2 separate regions of the Homo sapiens genome follow, and region 2 is linked to region 1. Evidence: chromatin loops called from intact Hi-C (ENCODE). Cell type or tissue: PC-9. All regions are shown on one strand. Links, peaks and the distances in the headings refer to the core of each region. The heading gives the core; the rest is flanking DNA. Region 1 overlaps MIDEAS (mitotic deacetylase associated SANT domain protein). Region 2 overlaps DNAL1 (dynein axonemal light chain 1).

The links. Hi-C counts contacts between places; a loop is a spot of excess contacts. Peaks named below come from ENCODE experiments on the same cell type or tissue, not always from the same donor. Only the 100,000 strongest peaks of a DNase experiment are listed, where the experiment ranks them.
Region 2: a loop joins it to region 1, with 6 times the contacts of the local background. A loop is called at or near these places in 6 of 110 quality-filtered maps.

Annotation. Positions count from the first base shown.
Region 1 is chr14:73,722,268-73,725,184 of GRCh38, forward strand. MIDEAS (mitotic deacetylase associated SANT domain protein) reads right to left here. Exons shown (of 13, transcript NM_001367710.1): 10 at 431-580. Among named protein-coding and RNA genes, the nearest start is that of PNMA1, 9.3 kb to the left of the region's middle. RefSeq lists an enhancer at 1,542-2,741. In PC-9, for the core only: a CTCF peak has its summit at 1,683; a DNase peak (open chromatin) is centred at 1,914; H3K4me3 peaks cover 1,110 bases; H3K27ac peaks cover 2,500 bases.
Region 2 is chr14:73,661,076-73,663,992 of GRCh38, forward strand. DNAL1 (dynein axonemal light chain 1) reads left to right here. Exons shown (of 8, transcript NM_031427.4): 4 at 912-967. Among named protein-coding and RNA genes, the nearest start is that of DNAL1, 18 kb to the left of the region's middle. RefSeq lists a silencer at 2,751-2,917. In PC-9, for the core only: a CTCF peak has its summit at 1,482 (motif pointing left); a DNase peak (open chromatin) is centred at 1,576; H3K27ac peaks cover 1,101 bases.

The DNA of each region.
Region 1 (2,917 bases), core at 293-2,792:
TGAGTAAAAAATGAGTTGACTTAAAGGAAAATATTAAGTAATGGCACAAGTAGTATATGAATATGACAAAAATTCTAATGGCGACACATGGTAGGATGCAGATATGGCAGAAATCAAAAAGGTGATACAAGAATGACTGAGGTTTGAGAAACAGTGTTAGAGGTCTGCTAAGCGGAGATAGGAAGATGATGCTGGTGTGAATCTTGTGGGAAAATTACCCTGTGTATCAACACAATGTATTATTACTATGACACCAGCAGTATAGAGAGGAGAACCCAGCGGTCCAGGGCTCCTTGCGGCTGTCAGGGACACTGTCTTCCTCAACCTGCCCTCTGCAGGCTCCTGGAGAGCTCGGGCTCGGGCTCCCAGCTCAGGCCTGGTCCCAGACCCAGCCCAGGCTCTATGCAGCTGAGGTTGGAAAAGGAGTCACCTTAATATCCACTTCAACCTCTTCCTGGGCCGACTTCTCATCGCTCGTATCCACATCCCCAAAGGTTAGAGTCCCATTGCGGCCGATTTTCACCTGCTTCTTGTAGGTGTAGTAGAACTCCACGCACTGGGCCACGGTCTTGGTCTGGATCTGGTTTGAAGTCAAAACTGAGGTCAGAACCCTCTGGTTTGGCTCATCTGCCTGTGGAGAATCCAGCCTTTCTCGTCCCTGCATCTTTCCCTTAACTTCAAGCCAAAATGAAACCCAGCCAACCCAGGCAATACAAGCATTTTTCCAATGCCTGCTCTGCAACAAACCACTGATCAATTAATCAATGCTTCAGCACTATTTAAAATAAGTAAATAAATAAAAAAAGCTATAAAGGACAATGTCGGAACCACTCGGGAGATGGCAATATGGATTGCATATCAGAGGGCATTACTGTATTTTTTTTTCTTTTTTTTGGAGACAGAGTCTCGCTCTGTCACTCAGGCTGGAGTGCAGTGACGCGATTTTGGCTCACTGCAACCTCCGCCTCCCAGGTTCAAATAATTCTCGTGCCTCAGCTTCCTGAGTAGCTGGGATTACAGGTGTGTGCCACCACAACCAGCTAGTTTTTTTTAAATATTTTTAGTAGACATGGGGTTTTGCCATGTTGGCCAGCCTGGTCTCAAACTCCTGGCCTCAGGAGTGATCCGTCTGCCTCTGCCTCCCAAAGTGCTGGAATCACAGGCGTGAGCTACCTCGCCTGGCCTGAATTATTTTATCAGGTTAAATTTCGTGGGCGTGCTAATGGTACTGTGGTTTTGTAGAATATCTTGGTTTTTAGGAGATACGTGCTGAAAGGTTTTAGTCATGTGACAGGATGACTGTAACTTACTTTTAATGATTAGCTGAATCAGAGAACAAGAGAGAGCTGTATATGTGTGTGTCTATGTTTAGACATAGAGAAAGAGAAAGCAAATATAGCCAATGTTAACGATTGCTAAATCTAAGTCCGGGGTGGATGGGTGTTCATTCTACTGTTCTTTCCATTTTCCTCTAAGTTTGAAATTTTTCAAACTGAAAAGTTGAGGGAAAAGGTCTGGGCACCATCTACATCCAAAGCCAGCCCTGACCTGGCAACACAGACGCTTTTCATTAATCCAGGCAAACAATTTCATTTCTCTCCAGGGAGCAGTGGCTGAGAAGTGAGCATACAGAAATGTCACAGTGTCCCCTGTCGGGGGAGGAACTCAAGGGAAACTCACAAGAAAGCCCTGGAAAACCTGAGGAGGAAGCGAAAGGCCTAAGTCTTCCTCCTGACTCTGCTACCACACAGCTATTCGAGCTTAGGCAAGTCACTCACTTTTCTAATTTCAGTTTTTTCATGTGTAAATAGCAAATGGGGTTAAGTAAGACTAGATGATCTCCAGGGACCTGCCTCTCAAGCTCTGAAATTCTAGCTCTCCCATTGCATAAATCTATTTGGCCACTGGGTTTAGTTTTTGGGCAACTTTCCCACACCCAGAGGCTGTTTCCTCTGACACCACCACACAGGCTCGCACATTGCTCAGCCACCGCTGGGCTGGGAGCTCCTGTCCAGAGAGGCCAGGGGTCAGTGTGGGCCCTTTGTGTCTGAGGAGGAAACAGACATGTTTCATCTCACAGAAATGGCCAAGTCACACATGTATTAATTAGGCCATTTACACATTTACTGTCAATTCTCTCTGACCCTTTGTTTGACTGACTAAAGGTCTGCTCATTTCATTAGGCATTAGGGGCGCCTCCGTGAATTTCACGGGCGTGTACTTCCCGTCAGTATTGCCCAATCAGGGAATAGCGTGTTACTAAAACACAGCAAAGGACTCCTCACAACAGGGCCCTTGTAGGGGAATTCATCATCAGCACTTTGTCTAGTCCCCAGGGCTGTTCCCAATACAATCTACAATCCCAAGAGGAAAGGGCATGCTCTTTTTAAAAACTCTTTTCCCTTGGCAGTCCACACAATTCTCTCTCCCCACAGCCCAGATTTTGTGAGACAGGGCTGGAAAGATGCAATTCCTTGGATTAGCAAAGCATCTGCTTTTCCAGAAGAATATGGAGAGAGGACAAGATAAATCTAGGGAATGTGGGCTTGAACAGCTGAGTTACTGGAAGGCAACTCTGGGTCAAAGGAAGTGGGCAGAGGCCCCCAGGTCAGCTCCGCAGGCACTTGCTGGCTCTCAGTGGCCTTCACCCCAGGGTGCCCTCCCCCTGCATCTTCCTCTGGGGAATGGCTCACCTCTACTTGCCACCCTCCTCCGCATCTTCCTCCTGCCTATTTTAAGTCTGATGCCCACTTAGGCCTCCTTCTGGATTGAGACCCCAGAGCTTGGCCACCCTACCCTGAAGTGAGGAAAGGATGCTTAGAACCAAAAGGGAAAAGAGACCTATCTTTCTCTTTCTTGTATTGTTTAGGAAATTCTCTCTGAGGCTACTCAGTAGCATTGACCTGACTGCTTTTTA
Region 2 (2,917 bases), core at 272-2,771, 61 kb before region 1:
ATCGCTTGAACCTGGGAGGCGGAGGTCGCAGTGAACTGAGATCATGCCACTGCACTCCAGCCTGGGCCACAGAGCGAGACTCTGTCTAAAAAAAAAATATATATATTGTTCTGCTAGATGGTTTTTAAACTATGTATCATAGACATCTTCCCAAGTCGGTATCTGTAGCCCTATCTCCTTTGTTTTAGTGGCAGCTTAGTATTTCACTATCTGTTCCTAAGTTAACAGGTGTTTATAGATTTTTTCAATTTTTCTGCTATTCCAGTAATACATATAATCTAGTTCATATATCTTTTGGCATTTATATTAATATTTCAGTAGGATGTATTTCTAGAAGTGAAAAACTTGGTCAAGAAATGTATGCATTAAAAAATTTCATAATACCAGGGCCAGGTGTGGTGGCTCACACCTCTAATCCCAGCACTTTGGGAGGCCGAAGCAAGTGGATCACTTGAGGTCAGGAGTTCAAGACCAGCTTGGCCAACATGGTGAAACCCTGTCTCCACTGAAAATACAAAAATTAGCCAGGCATGGTAGCAGGCACCTGTAATCCCAGCTACTTGGGTGGCTGAGGCAGGAGAATTGCTTGAACCGGGGAGGTGGAAGTTGCAGTGAACTGAAATGGTGCCACTGCACTCCAGCTTGGGTGGCAGAGTGAGACTCTGTCTTAAGAAGAAAAAAAAATTGTTAATACCATATTGCCCTCAAGAAGATTTTTTCAAATTTTTAATGAGTGTTAAACTTAGGTAATCAGAGAAAAACAATGATTTCAAAATGAAGTAATAAATGCTATGATTGAGTGGGGAAAATATTACTTAAATATTATCTTTTATGGGCACTAGTGTTAAGGAATAATTTCTGATTTACCATTTACATTTTTCACATTAAATTTTTTCTTTGTTCTTTTAAAGGAAGCTTTCACTGTCTACAAACTGCATTGAAAAAATTGCCAACCTGAATGGCTTAAGTAAGTGATTCACAGTAACAGATGGTTCATGGATTTCCTAGTTATTTTAATAAACATTCCGGAGACAATATGTAATTCCAGAAGCTGGCACCTGTTTTAGCCATACTTGTTGTCAGATAATAGAATACATAAACTATGTCTTAAGTTTGATTATCCAAAGAAAAATAGAGATAGCATGAGCTCTGAACGTTTTAAAGACATTTAAAAGCTTTTATAGAGTTAGAATTGAGATGTCTTAAATAGAATATCAGATTTTTAATTGTGTATTTCTTTGTTCAGATTTGTATTGTCTGTATTTCAAACTTGTTATATTTAAATTTTAATTCATCATCCCTGTTTTTCCTGTGCTCCTTATCCTCGTTAATGACATTGCCTCCCTCCCAGTTGCCAAGGCCTCTGACTCTGTATTAGTTTCCTACGGCTGCTGTAACTTGATGGCTTAAAATGATGGATATATATTCTCTTATGGTTCTGGAGACCAGAAGTCTGAAATCAGTTTCATCTGGTGAAAATCAAGCCATGCTCCCTCTGGAGGCTGGAGGAGAATCTTTTTCTAGCCTCTTCCAGCTTCTGGTGGCTGCTGCATTCCTTGGCTTGTGACTCATCACTCCAGTCTCTGCCAGTAGTCACACTGGCTTCTCCTTCTGTGTCAAATCTCTGTCTGCCTCCCTCTTATGAGGATACATGTGATTGCATTAGGGCACACCCTGATCTTGAGGATAATCTCCCTGTCTCTCAAGATCCTTAATCATATCTGCAAAGTACTTTTTTTTTTTTTTTTTTTGCCATATAAGGTAACGTTCACAGGTTCCAGGCATTAGAATGTAAGTATCTTTGGGGGAGCCATTGTTTAGCCTACCACAGTCTCTCTTCAAGCCCTATATGCAAATTTATCACTAAATCCTGTTAACTCTACTCTTTGAAGGAGCTCTCAAATAAAGTGTTGCTTTTCCATTTCCAGGAGTTACAACTTTTTAGACCCTCATCATCTTCCCCTTAGGTCATGTTCTTCAAACATTTTGACCACTTTCCATTGTAAGAAATACATCTGAATGTATTATACATTCATATGAATATGCATATCAAATATATACGTACATATAAACTTGAATAAAGTTTGCAAGACAGTATTTACCCTTATATAGCATAGGTCCCAGTAATTTTTTTTTTTTTTTTTTTTTGAGATGGAGTCTCACTCTGTTGCCCAGGCTGGATTTCAGTGGTGCAATCTCAGCTCACTACAACCTCCGCCTCCTAGGTTCAAGCAATTCTCTTGCCTCAGTCTCCTGAGTAGCTGGGATTACAGGTGCCCACCGCCACGCCTGGCTAATTTTTGTATTTTTAGTGGAGATGGGGTTTCACCATGTTGGCCAGGCTGGCCTCAAACTCCTGACCTAAAGTGATCCACCCACCTCAGCCTCCCAAAGTGCTGGGATTATAGGCGTGAGCCACCACGCCTGGCCAGTTCCAGTATGTATTTTTAAATTTTTATTTCTTTTTTTTTAAATGCTGATCACAACACACTAAATTGATTTCACAACCTATTAATTTAGGCTCATGACCCATAGTTTGAAAAACACTATCTTACAACTTTTGTGATAGTCAAACAGGTCAGGGTCACTGGTCTCATTATCTAAGGTGTTATCCTAGTTCATTGCCTCATGACTGAGAAAGTTAAGGAATGTGGATGCAAAGGGTGAGGTTGCAGTGAAAGTTTAATGAGTGAAAAAAGAAAGCTCTCTGCAGTGGAAAGGGAACCCCAAGTGAGTTGCTGTTTTTACAGCTGAATTCAAAAACTTTTATAAGAAACTCCTCTCACCTCTGTAGCTGTTTGAGTAACTTCTCTTATTTGAAAAGCTGTCTGCACAACTCCCCCTTATCTATGTAGTTGTGGGTGTATCTCTAGGCAGGCATCAAAGCACTGCTTCTCTTCTTTGTATAATTGTGGGT